Linked DNA regions of Homo sapiens: region 2 is linked to region 1. A link is a contact called in ENCODE Hi-C or POLR2A ChIA-PET data. All regions are on one chromosome and are shown on one strand. Each heading gives the region's core, a stretch centred on a gene start or an enhancer-like site at or near the end of the contact. The rest is flanking DNA. Distances are from core to core; before and after follow the strand shown. Region 1 overlaps SAMD4A (sterile alpha motif domain containing 4A). Region 2 has its middle 63 kb from the start of MIR4308.

Region 1 (6,075 bases), core at 2,640-5,139:
TAAAACAGGTGACAGGTGCCTTGGCGACAGTGCCAATTTGGGGTGAAGACAGATCTTCAGGTTTAGGCAATGGTGACCACAAAGCTGATTTTGGTGTTACCTCTTGTGCTGGAGCACTTTGTTTGGCATAAAGTGACAGAGGAAATACTGTCATGGGCAGAAAGAGGCTACAAGAAAATAGGCCATGCAGTTGTGGAATTGACGAGGGGGCCAGTGGCAGAGTAGCAGTGGTTGTTTCATCCCCAGCCCCTCCCCTTTTTAAACTAAGAGATCTCATTTGAAGTGATGACAAACAGAGGGTCATATGGACATTCGGGCAGAAGTTTTTTTTTTTTCCTATGAGTAGGCAGGAAGAGTAGTAAATACAGACTTCTGAGAAGCTTAGCAGTGTGGTGCTAGCTGCCCCAGCATGTCTCTAGCCAGAGGCTTCTAGATGTTCTTGCTTGTAGACTGATGTGCAGCAGACAATGGCTAACGGTTCATTCAGACCTCAGCTACCCAGAAGTCCTATTCAAATGCTGCCAAATTAAGTATACCTTTAAAAAAAAATCTCAACCTAGATTAGAAATTGGCAAGTCCAGCAGAACTGAGGTCCTCAATTTATACTGCATTTGTGACTTTCATAATAGTGTGGGTAGAGGGACAGCATATTTCAGGATGGATTCATTATATTGAAAAGCATACTGAAAATTACTCAGGGGAACAAAATTGTGCCTTTTTCCTCTTAAAACATGGAAACCAACATTTAATAATTGTATACAGTATGAATCCAAAATTGCTTGTATTTTTAAAAACCTCTATAAAAATTTTAGATCCGTATATACACATATATATGCCAGTATGCACGCATGCATATATCATTAGGACACTAATTTTTGGAACTTTTTAAATTCAAATGAATCCGAAGTAAATAATAAGTATTAGGTAAGTCTAGTTGAAATATGGAAACAGCAGTTAAAAGTAATCTTGCTACAGCAGTCGGGCAGTGTGATGGGAGTTCAGAGGTTCTTATAATCTTGTTTTAAACTTGGTCATACTATCAGGACCAGTCAACTCTTCTGACCTCATCTAACCTAATGATTTTTTCATCTCCTAGCATCTTTAATGAGAACTCTTTCAGCACCTTTTACGGGGAAAATATGACACCTGGCTCTGCATTCTGTTCATTTAAGTATTTTCTTTAAACCCTGGGATTCAGATTTCTTTCCCATTTCCTTTGACCAACTTTGACTCCATCTCGATTTTATTTATTGAAATAAGAGTCAGGAAAAGATGTTTCAGAATATTTAGTACTCTTTAAGGAAAATTAACTATAACTACCTTTTTTCTGCCTTCTAATATGAGAAATAAGGGGGTTTATGGATGGAAGAAAGTCTGGGATACTGGCCCAACTATCTCCTTGGTTCATTGTTAGGTTAAATACATACCTCACTGTCAAGGAGAAAAGTGATCCACATAAGCAAATAGTCCAGATAACTGAAGCTTGAGTCTTACACCAAAACTTTATCCCAACAAACTTTAACAAAGATTTGTCAAAGATACATTGCGTATTTCTCTGCTATCTTTAAATTTACACGCTGAATGCAGTTTATGCTTTAAAAATTATTTAAAGCATAATTTTTAATAATTTATAATAAATTAAATGATTTAAAAATTATTTAAAGCATGCTTTAAAAATGTTATGAACATATATTCCTAACATTTTAGAACTGGAAGCCTTCTGAAAGAATATAATTTAGTAATGCCTAATCTGGGAGCTGTGGGTCTCTGGGTAGTAGAAAGACCCCAAAATCCCTACGTACACCAAGCCTTGTTAGTGGATGAAATACTATGTCATGGATGACTTTTCTACATATAGAGAGGGTATTGGAATTAATACAACAAATTAATATAATGTAAATTAAACCTATGCTGAGTACATAGACCTTTCGTCTTTTTTAAAAAAATCAGCAGATTTGAAATACAATTGTGGTTTTAATGGGGACCCCGATTTTTAAATATTAGCTATTAACTTACACCGTTCATGTGTACTCTTGGTCTAGCACACTCATTTGACAGAGATGATTTGTTGCTTTATGCCGTCTTTGTTGAGTGAGCCTTCAATGGGCAGTCTGGGTAGCCTCAGGAACCTGTGTGCTGTATACCTTCAATTGTTCAACTATCTCCTCAAATTCAAGCCAACCATTATTTCTTTTTGCTGTCACTATGTGTTTTGAACTATTTCCAGGCTTAGCATTTTGTTTTAGAGTCTAGAAGCTGAAGCTGCTGAAACTGTCAGAAATTTGACTTCCTTTTGAATAAGGGCATTAAATATTCCTACACTCCTAATATCATTCTCTATACCAAACCAAATTCCCTGGGTTCTCAACCCAAGGTTGGGTTCTGTGCTCTCATCATGCCCTATGAGTCCAGCCACATAGAGATGATTTGCAACTTTAATCTTTTTTCCTTCTAAGCTAGTCTCTCTTCATTTTTAATTCAAGAAGCTGCCTTTCTCATAGAAAAACATACGCTTCATTAAATTTTCAAATTTCAAGATGCTCACATGATATAATTCAATCCAAATAGCTAGCACAACTAAACCTTATAAAAATAAGTCATAGCAATTTAGGGGTTTTAAAAGGTAGAATGAGGATGCCAAGTGTTTGCACATTATTTTAAAATATCTTACAATATTCTTCTTGAATTAAGAGGTCCTGGCCAATTCCCTGTGACTCAGGTGATGTATGCTGTGTGTCCACATACTTAGGACAAAGCAGGGCAGAATTTTACTTCTATGTTGCTAATTTTACTCATCTGTTACTTTAACAATATTTTCTAGGCTCATTCCCCAAAGAAATTCAGAAGTATCACTAGAACCTTTGCTGAAAACAAAAATTTGAGGCTTCACAGCATATAATTCTTAAGTTTTGCTGCAGGAGATAGTTTGATACTTATCAAGTCTAAAGAAGAAAAAGCTCAGCCCACTGCTAGCTACAAAAAGGTGATTGTTTCAAAGGAATTGGGAAGGGTTGGGTGTTTCTGTTCATTTTGTTAGGTTTCGGCCTGCTTCTCAGGGATATTCCAGTTTCTATCCCACAAATTTTTTCGATAACACCAGTTTCAGAGCATCTAAGAACCACTAAAGGCTTTCAATTTTCAAAGAATGTTCTGCTAACACCACTTGTATAAATAATTCCAGGCATTTGCTTTAAAAAAGTCAACATTTTAAGCAAGGCTCAGTGGTGAAATGATATTACACCCTGGATTCCTCTTCTTTAGTTGGTTTTGTGGTGTCACAACCAGTAATCTGAAGCCCTGTGGTGGGAATCTTTGGAGAAGAAAAGATTAATAGTACTTCAAGAATACATTTTGAAACATACAAAACCAGAGTATTTGATCAGTGACATCATGCAAACAAACAACAAAAAAAATAACACCAGATTTGTGTAAGTGGGGTAGAAGGGAGAGGAAGAGAGGGGAATATTAATCACTAAGGTTAAAAATAACATGCTCTGTCATCACTGCTTCAGGGAATAGATTAAAAGCCAATCTGAAAGGTTAAAAGCCTCAACTCTGCATGCTTGCTCTCTGCTTCTTGACCAAAGGCTTGAAAAACCAGTGCTTAGAACATCTGGACACCAGAAGACGATTCCCCTAAACAGACTTTGGACTCCACCTCATTCCGGGGGAAGAAGAGAGAACATGCTACAAAGCAAAGATGTGGTTGGTGGACGGGATGTTCCTGACAAGCCCAAGGAGGAAGCCACACACTTTCGGTGAAAAGAAAGTGTATACTTGCCTATGCAAATCAGACCAAAGGGAGACTCTAGAAGAAGAAAAAGCTGCAAAGAACATCACAACAGGGATGACAAATACACACAGCTAACTTCCTCTTTCCCCCATGACATCTCGTTTTTATTCAGCACTGAAATGAAAGCATTCTGATGCAGGGAAAAGCACATGGGGAGGCTTTCCTAGTACCGTGAGTCCTTGTCACTGGTGTCAGCTCTTACTACTCTACAGATGGCTCAGTTTTTGGGCAGAGCAAAGATGTATGTTTCTGCCTTCACATTATCACTTAAACATTTGAGCTTTTAAGAAATAAATTAGAATGCTTCTGGCAGACTTTTATTATTGCACTAATCTTTGGTATATTTCATCTGTCCTCTTTTGTCAGCCTCTATAATGGCAAAACTGGGTGTCATCCAGTAGAAAATCTATTTTAGATAACGGCTGTTTGACTTTACATTGTCATTATTTATGAAATACCTAGACAAGAAGCCAATATGTATATACTTTAAATAGAAATCAGTAAATTTCATCCACACTTAGCTTCAAATCAAGAAATCCTAAAAGGACACTACCTCAATCCTCTCATTCCATCCTATCAAAACCAATGACAACTTCCATCAACTATGAAAGCAATTTTCCACCTTTGAAGCAAATGTGTAGGCTAATTCAAGAAACGATGGGATCAACCTGGCTATTTTGAAGTCTCCTTCATACTGGGTTAACTTCTACTTTCCTGTACTGTTTCTTTTTGTATCTACCATTATACTAAACCCTTAAGTTTGTCCATGAATTTCTATCCACATAAAATGAAGATATTTCTAGAAATGAGTTTAGACAGAACTGTAGAATTTTATTATTTCACCAAGTAGGGAAAATAATGGAGTTAAGCAAGTGGCCAGGAGTGAATTTAAGCCGATATTTCTTTTTTAATGTTCCCACGTATCTGTAAAAATGCTCCAGTCACTGTGTGTAGAGAAGCGAGATAGTAGAGAAACTCAGGAAGCTAGATGACAAAAACTTGCCTCCTACCCTTTTCTTAAAAGATAACTCTCAAATTGTAAGTGCTGTTTCATCAGCTCACATGCCTATGCAGAAAGTGCTTCTGAGGTTTATGCAATACAGCATCCATCCCGCGCTTAACGGCACCACCTAGACTGCTACTGAGTGTGGGAACCAGCAAGACCATCCAAGTTTGGAACTTCAAATAGCCAGGATTTCATGACTGAGCCACCAAGACCCTCTCAGAGCATCAGTCCCAAGGAGATGGCCAGAGTCGCTGAACAAATCATCAGGGTGTCCTTTTACACCTTGTTGCTACCAGCACTTGTCAAGAAGAGCAGTGAGTCAATTGCTTGAATGGAGGTACCAAAGGATATTTTAAAACTGTGTCTACTAACTCCTGTCTTGAGCTGAACCGCAGGCCAGGTCTTCCTTCACTGCCACTGAAGCTTAAAGGCTCCCAGATAACATGGAACAGTGGCTCTCACTGATCAGGTAAGGACAGGCATCATCAGAGGATGCCTAAATCCTACGGCCAGCAGAGCCTTGCAGCCACATGCATGACTAGGATTTCTCTGAGTATGAAACCCTAAACTCTGCCTTGATCAAACAGTATTTTTTTCTTTTCTTTCTAGTTTCAGGAGAAGGGCTGTAAATAATTAGAAATGTATTATGTAGCCCTGACTAATTCTTAACTTAGCTCCTTGATAAAAGGAGGAGAACAGCAGATTCTCAGCATGGCAGTGAGGAGGGCAATTTACTGATTAGGGAATTGGTTCTTGTTTTCATTAAAGCATTCAATCTACATGTCAAATGCAACAATACACATAAATGACCATTCAAAAAAAAAACCAGAATTTGAGTTTACACTACTAATTAGATGATTTTTTTGTTGTTAATTAGGAGAAATTGGATGGTTTAGGCTCTCCTGGCTCCTTAATTATATTTGATTGAATCGCCATGTGATTCAGACAAGCTCTGGAGGCTCCACAACACCCCAATTCCCACTTTCACTTCACCTTCAGCCTCTTACCAAATTCTAAACCATCACAACCTTACCCTGTGGGTGTTGGAACATGGTGAGATTGGTACTGTGTTTGTAAAATTGATTTACTGTGGTCTGTAATTATACATAACGATTTGAATTTTTGACTTGGCACTGCATTTTTCATTTAAACCGTACCGTTCTTCTCTGCCCCAGAGAAACAGCATTTACGTAATTGCTCTCAACTCATCTACTTGGGTATTATAAATCAGTTGTGCAATAAAAGACTTCCAGAGACACAGCAAGCTCGAGGTTCC
Region 2 (6,075 bases), core at 2,101-4,600, 85 kb before region 1:
ATATTGGAGCTCTGTGGTCTCATGGCTAAGTGGCGGGGGTTGGGGGGAGATCAGAGACAGCCATCCTGCCCTCCCTGGACCCCTTGACCCTGGGCCAGGAGGGGCCTGGCCAATGGCACTCAGGCGGTTTTAGCTGAGTGCCTACTGGCTTCAATCTGGGAAGCTTCTTAGGAATATGGGGCAGCAGGGGATGACGGCATTCCTGGCATTTTCTTCCTTGGGACAGTTTTTTTCTTTAGGGGGCTTTTCTGTTTCTACAACAAAGTCCTAGAGCCATGAATGGGGCTCCTGGCCCCCAGGATGCTTGGGCAGCTGAGCTAGACCTGGAAGTGGACTTCATTTTCCCATTTCTTTCCAGTCAGGCCATCCGTGTCCATTTCAGAGTTTGGTTCCTCATGGACCCACAAAGATTAGAGCCTGGGGCACAGCCCCAGCGAGTAAGGCAGTGGCTGTATGTGGCCCCCTGAGTTCACTAACATAGTGACTGAGCATGTGTGTCACTAGCCCAGTGTGGCTCTTCTGAAGCTCCACAGCTGTGCTGGCAGTTAGCTGTTTAGTAAGTCAACACACTGCGGCTGCGTGGTCAGGGAGTTGGGGTCTGCCCCAGCTCCCCTCTGAAAGGATGCCCTCTACCTTCTCTGCTCTGGGCTCCTGAGATGGGTTGGGAGAGTGAATTACCTCCCCTTTAATTAGTATCTTTCATTGCATCTTCTCTACAATGCTGATGATTATTTTTCAAGACTCATTCAGGTGGGTTGGGTCTCACATCACTTCTGCATGGTGACCCGCGTATGGGGCTTACCGGCCACCTGGAGAACAGTGCCTGTGGTACAGTGGGTGTGTTTGTCCTGTCCAGGTCTGAGCGAGCCCTGAGCTTCATCCGCTGGGAGCTTTTGATAATCTGGCCTAGCCAGTCCCAGTCTTCATGAAAAGAAGAATGTGGAGGAGAATTCCAGAGCTGCTTTCTGGCATTCATTTTGTGATGGGAGACATGGCTGTCCCCAAAGGGGACAAGTACTTTTAGATTGGGGATGTTTCTAAATCAAACTCTACATAATCGAGTGCATTCTTTGCATTTTGTGAGCTTGCTGCAGGCTTGGACCTCTCTCCCTAAGGAAGGGTTGTGCTCTGCTGGAACTGGACGGACGTGTGGGGACTCACAGGCTGGCCACTGGTCTGACTGTATTTCCTACATCCCCACACACCATCCTCACAGGGAGGATGACACATGTCATGCCATGAAACACTTGACCAAGCATGGGTCAAAGCCACCAACACATCCCATTTTGTAGTGCCTTGCAAATCTTGTGTAGTTGTGAGCTATGATTTATTTCATGTAAGTGTATTGTGGTGCGTGGCTCCTAGTGGTTACTTTTCATATCATTATTTTTACCAAGTGTTTTCGCTCCTAAATTCAATCAAAAGCTGTATGACTTCTATCCCCTCTACCACTGTTTCCATTCAAGGAAGGAAATGCTGGCCAGATTTAGAGAGTGCCGATTTCATTTCCTTGGAGGGCCATCATTTGCTTGGTTGCATATGTGCTTTTCCTTGGTTGGTTCTTTTCAAAAATTTTTTTTTTAATTTTTATTTTTGTAGCAATCTTCCTGCCTCACCCTCCCAAGTAGCTGGGACTGCAGTCACGCACCACCAAGCCTGGCTAATTTTTAAAATTTTTTGTAGAGACAAAGTCTCTCACTATGTTGCCCAGGCTGGTCTCCAACTCCTGGGCATAAGTAGTCCTTTTGCCTTGGCTTCCCAAAGCATTGGGATTACAGTTGTGAACCACCATGCCTGGCTTAAAATTTTTTATTAAAAACAGAGGCATAAACACACACACTAGCCCAGGCCTACATAGGGTTGGGATCATCCATATCACTGTCTTCCATCACCATATCTTGTTCTGCTGGAAGGTCTTCACGGGCAATAAAGTGCATGGAGCTGTTATCTCCTGTGACAATAATACTGGAATGGACCCTGATGGACCAGTCTGAGGCTGTTTTACAGTTAACTTTTTTTTTAAGTAGAAGTACACTCTAATATAATGATAAAAATGATAGTATAGTGTGTATATATATATATAAGCTAGCAACATAGTCATTTATTGTCAAGAATTCTGTACTGTACATGCTGTACTTTTATACAACTGGGAACATAAGCTTTTTTTTTTTTATGGGATCATACAATTTTGTACCCTGCTTTTTCCATTTAACATCATATTATAAACATTTTCCCATGTCATTAAATTATTCTACATCATCACTTTCATTGCTTATAATTCATAATATGGATGCATTCTAATTTATTTAACCAATCCTCTGTTACGTGACAATTAGGTTAATTCCAATTTTCTTTTTTGCCATTATAGTCATTGCTGTAATGAACATCCTTGAGGTTCCTCTTTGCAGCAACATTTTTTGAAGCGCATTTTTAAGTCTTTAATTGATATTGCTACATTCCTTCTGAAAGGCTGTGCATATTTCTAACCAGCTGTGTATGGATTCTTCTTATTGCAATTTAAAATATATTTGTCAGTTCAATATGTGAAGAATGGGCATCTCGATGTTAATTTTAATATCTTGGATCATGGGAGGTTAAACATTCTCCTTGGGGGTAATTGCTAGAAGGGATATTTTGCGCTCTCCTGCTTCCAGATGGGGGAGGTTAAGTGTTGTTAGTGATCACTTAGGAAGATGAAATTGAAGCATGCTGCTGGGAAGCTGAGGGCAGTTCAAGTAGTGGCTATTAGTCTTCAGAACCTGAAGCCAATCTTCCTGGGCGTCAGTTTTCAATCTCCTTGAGTGGGCCTCCTAATCTGGAGGTATCTGGCTTGTGCAGGCCTGCAGCAGCCCAGACCTGGGAGGAGTAGGCGGCGGGACCCAGGAGGCTTGGGGTGGCATCAGGAAGCAGGATGGGCCTGGCTACCTCCTAGATTGATTTTCTACACCTCCAGGCTTTCCCCTTTGCTTTCCCCTCCGTCGTGAAGATAATCAGGTATGAGCAGCTTTCACTGGGTTCTGTGGCTTCTGCTACCTTCCATGAAAGCGCAGCTAGAGCAGTTGGTGCGGGTGGGAGATTTTGAGTGTGAGGTGTGTGGTGAATCTGTTGAGTGGATGGTTTAGGACTGTCAGTGCTGCCAGGCTCTCGTTTCTAGGTGGGGAGAGAAGTCAGAGCTGGGACCTTCCAGTGAGAGGTCCAGGGATGGATCTGATACCAGGAGGACAATATCACAAAGTGTTCTGCCAGTTTCAATAACTGGATTTATGAGGAGAAAACGGCGTGAGGACGGTCTGGGAAGTGGTGACGTCGGAAGTCAGGAAGGCAGCTGGCAGTGTGTGCTCCTCCCTGGACGGCCCCTTCGTCATCCAAATTGGCAGGTGCTCCCGGAAGAGCGGTCAGGCTGTGAGAGAAACCGCTTCATTCCCTGGAATGTGGGGAAGAGAGTGGAGGTTTAATGTGTAATTTGCAGTCCTTAGAATCCATTATGGGCATGAATAAGCCCAGAGAGGCTATAGGCGGGAGAATTAAACATGAATGCTCATCGAGACTGAGGCACTGGAGACTGAGAAGAAGTTCAGTTGCCAACATCTTTCACTTTGGGTATTCACTCTGAAGTCACTTGGCCAAAGCCACCTGAGGTCAGTTGATGAAAGGCCCTGGAAGGTAATGTAATGCCACAAAGATTTCTCACAATGGAAAAATCAGGTTTGGCACCGGTGAGCTGTGAATTCTTCTGAGGTGGTAAACCTGGACTCTCCACAGCTCTTTGAGAGCTGGAGGCTAAGAAAATCTGAGAATGGGGTTTATGTCAGCCCTCCTTGCTGTGAAGGAACTTGGGCCTTTTGGCGTTGAGTGCACAGTGGAGTCAGAGGAGAGGATGTGGTGGGGGCAGCGGCACACACAGTTGACTGCCATGGAGAGGAGAACTGCCTTTGGAAGCATCTGGAGGCATTTGGTTGGATTTAGTGGTGTGCCTGCATTTATTATTAATCATGGTGACTCTGCTTTGTGTTTTTCACAGTGCATTCTTGTAGATCTGACTTGATTTTCATAATATAAAATATTTTCCACGACTTTATTGAATTTTAATTTTGGCAGTGTTTGCCAGTGTTTGAACAACTGCTCAGCCTCATGGGAGGGATGGTTTTATAAGCTTGTGGAGGAAGCTAAGTGTGTTTACAAGCCGTGGTAGCACATTTAAGAGTCAGGCATGGACTCCTCCAGTCCTGACGGGGGCGCTGTGGGGCAATGGTGGGCTGAATGTGGCCCAGTCATAGTCCCACGTGAGACCACAGTAGATGCCATTGTGGAAGCTTAGCTCCCACTCCACCTTGGAGGTGTCAAGGCCTTGTTTTTTGTTCCAGGATCTATGTGTAATTAGAGCAGGAGACCCTTTTACTTGAGAACTGTTGTCTTTGCTGTGTGATCTTTGGTAGGTTATTTAAGCTCTCCAGTCCTTAGTTCTCATTTGTGAGATGAGATAATAATAGCATCGATCTCAGGGAATTGTGTGAAGGTTAATTGAGTTAATACATTTTTAAAAAGAGAGAACACTCAATGGGTATTAACTATTATGACGACAAGAGTATTAATGACCACTCATATTGGACTTCATAGATGGAGGAAGCCCAGGCTGGTTGGAGAGCTTGCCTGTCTCCCAGCAAGGTTTTAACAAATCTAACAAATCCCCATTCTCTACCTGGGTGGCCTTGCCAGGGACGTGGTGACAAGCATAAAGGGGAGGAGCTATGGTTCTTCAGGAAGGTGCTGATGGAAGGATAACCAGTACTGTGCTTTTATGAAATAGCAAGCCAAAATGGGGAACTTGACCTAGAGAATTTGATTAACCTCTTCAACTACATCAAAGGCAGCAGAGAAGCAACTTCTCTCGTGGGATGCTAAGAACTGAAAGAGTGTGTGCTGCCCTCTAACTCTTGGCCCTGGCACTTACCAGCTGTATAACCAGGGCCAGTTACTTAATCTCTCTGCACCTTAGTTTCCTCATCTGTCAATGGGAATGATACTATTTTATAGGGTTGTTGCAGTTACTAAATCAGGTGATATCTGTAGAATGCCTAGCAAGTTGTTAAATTCTTGGAGCCAGGTGAAGGCTCAGTAAAAGCCAATCATTATGCTCATTATTATGTTTATTACAAATGCTCTTATTACAAGCTACCTTACAGCTTATGATTTACAACTGAGGAAACAGGTTATTTCATGACAGGACTTGTCCTGTGATAGTTCTCTTCCTCACCATGAAAGATGTCAACAGCACTCATCGGGATTCCCCCACCTTGGCTGGACCTATCTTCTGGCCTTGGTGGTTGCCCATGTGAAGATTGGGAGAAGGTGATGCCCTCCTGGTTGCACAAGGGCTGGGTCTAAGTCATCCGGTCTCTGTGTGTATCTACAGCCCTAGGAATGGGGAATAGCTCCTGGCTCCTATTGCATGATCAGGGATTTTGAGGATATTTGAGGTGTCCAGACTCAAACCTTCCTTGTCATTACCTCCTTAATAGGTTTTTCCCTCTACCTAACAATTCTTCTTTCTCAGCTTCTCTTGAACGTGTCCCTCTTTTCCATGGCCTCAGTTGCCTCTCACTCCCTGCCTACAGACTCCTCTGGCTTTGCCCTCTTCTGTACCCTCCCTGGAATTGTTTTTGCCTCTCCAGCCCCGGCTCCCCATTCCTCGGATGACAGCACCAGACTTTCCTATGGGGATGGATACATTAGGAATGCGTTCAGCTGTAAATGATAAGAAAGCTGATGCAGAGTGGCTGCAACGTAAAGATTTATTTCATTCACATAGCACTAATTCTGAAGGTAGGTGGTTGCCTGCTTTGATTCAGCGTTTCTCTCCTCATGCTTGCAGCTCTAAGCATCACATCTGCACTCAAGGCAGGATGAAGGAAGGGAAGGAGGAAGAATAATTTGAAGTTGTTCTTCTTCTTCTTTTTTTTTTAATCAGAAAAGCCAAAGTTTTTCCAGTTGTCTCCACCATACTTCCACTTATATTTCATCAGCCAGAGCTGTGTTAAGATTCTCTCTAGCTGCAAAGGAGATGGGGAAGGCTAG

Evidence for each region. A loop is a pair of places that touch in the nucleus more often than their neighbours do. ChIA-PET counts read pairs that join two places held with the same protein, here RNA polymerase II (POLR2A). Pooled maps may share reads with other maps.
Region 2: a loop to region 1 is called in a map of endothelial cell of hepatic sinusoid, with 4 times the contacts of the local background. The contact joins two enhancer-like sites. A Hi-C loop is called at or near these places in 2 of 168 maps with a recorded cell type or tissue (endothelial cell of hepatic sinusoid and posterior vena cava), 1 of 37 single-sample maps with no recorded cell type and 7 of 50 pooled maps. POLR2A ChIA-PET finds 5 or more read pairs at or near these places in 1 of 52 experiments (activated T-cell).

The regions. Positions count from the first base shown.
Region 1 is chr14:54,728,090-54,734,164 of GRCh38, reverse strand. All of the region lies in intron 3 of SAMD4A (sterile alpha motif domain containing 4A), which reads right to left. Among named protein-coding and RNA genes, the nearest start is that of SAMD4A-AS1, 43 kb to the right of the region's middle. RefSeq lists enhancers at 3,414-3,493, 3,594-3,713 and a silencer at 3,500-3,794. Within about 2 kb of position 3,889, at least 11 of the 41 ENCODE cell types and tissues checked have a DNase peak (open chromatin) inside an H3K27ac peak, as active enhancers do.
Region 2 is chr14:54,812,471-54,818,545 of GRCh38, reverse strand. No RefSeq gene overlaps it. Among named protein-coding and RNA genes, the nearest start is that of MIR4308, 63 kb to the left of the region's middle. Within about 2 kb of position 3,350, at least 2 of the 41 ENCODE cell types and tissues checked have a DNase peak (open chromatin) inside an H3K27ac peak, as active enhancers do.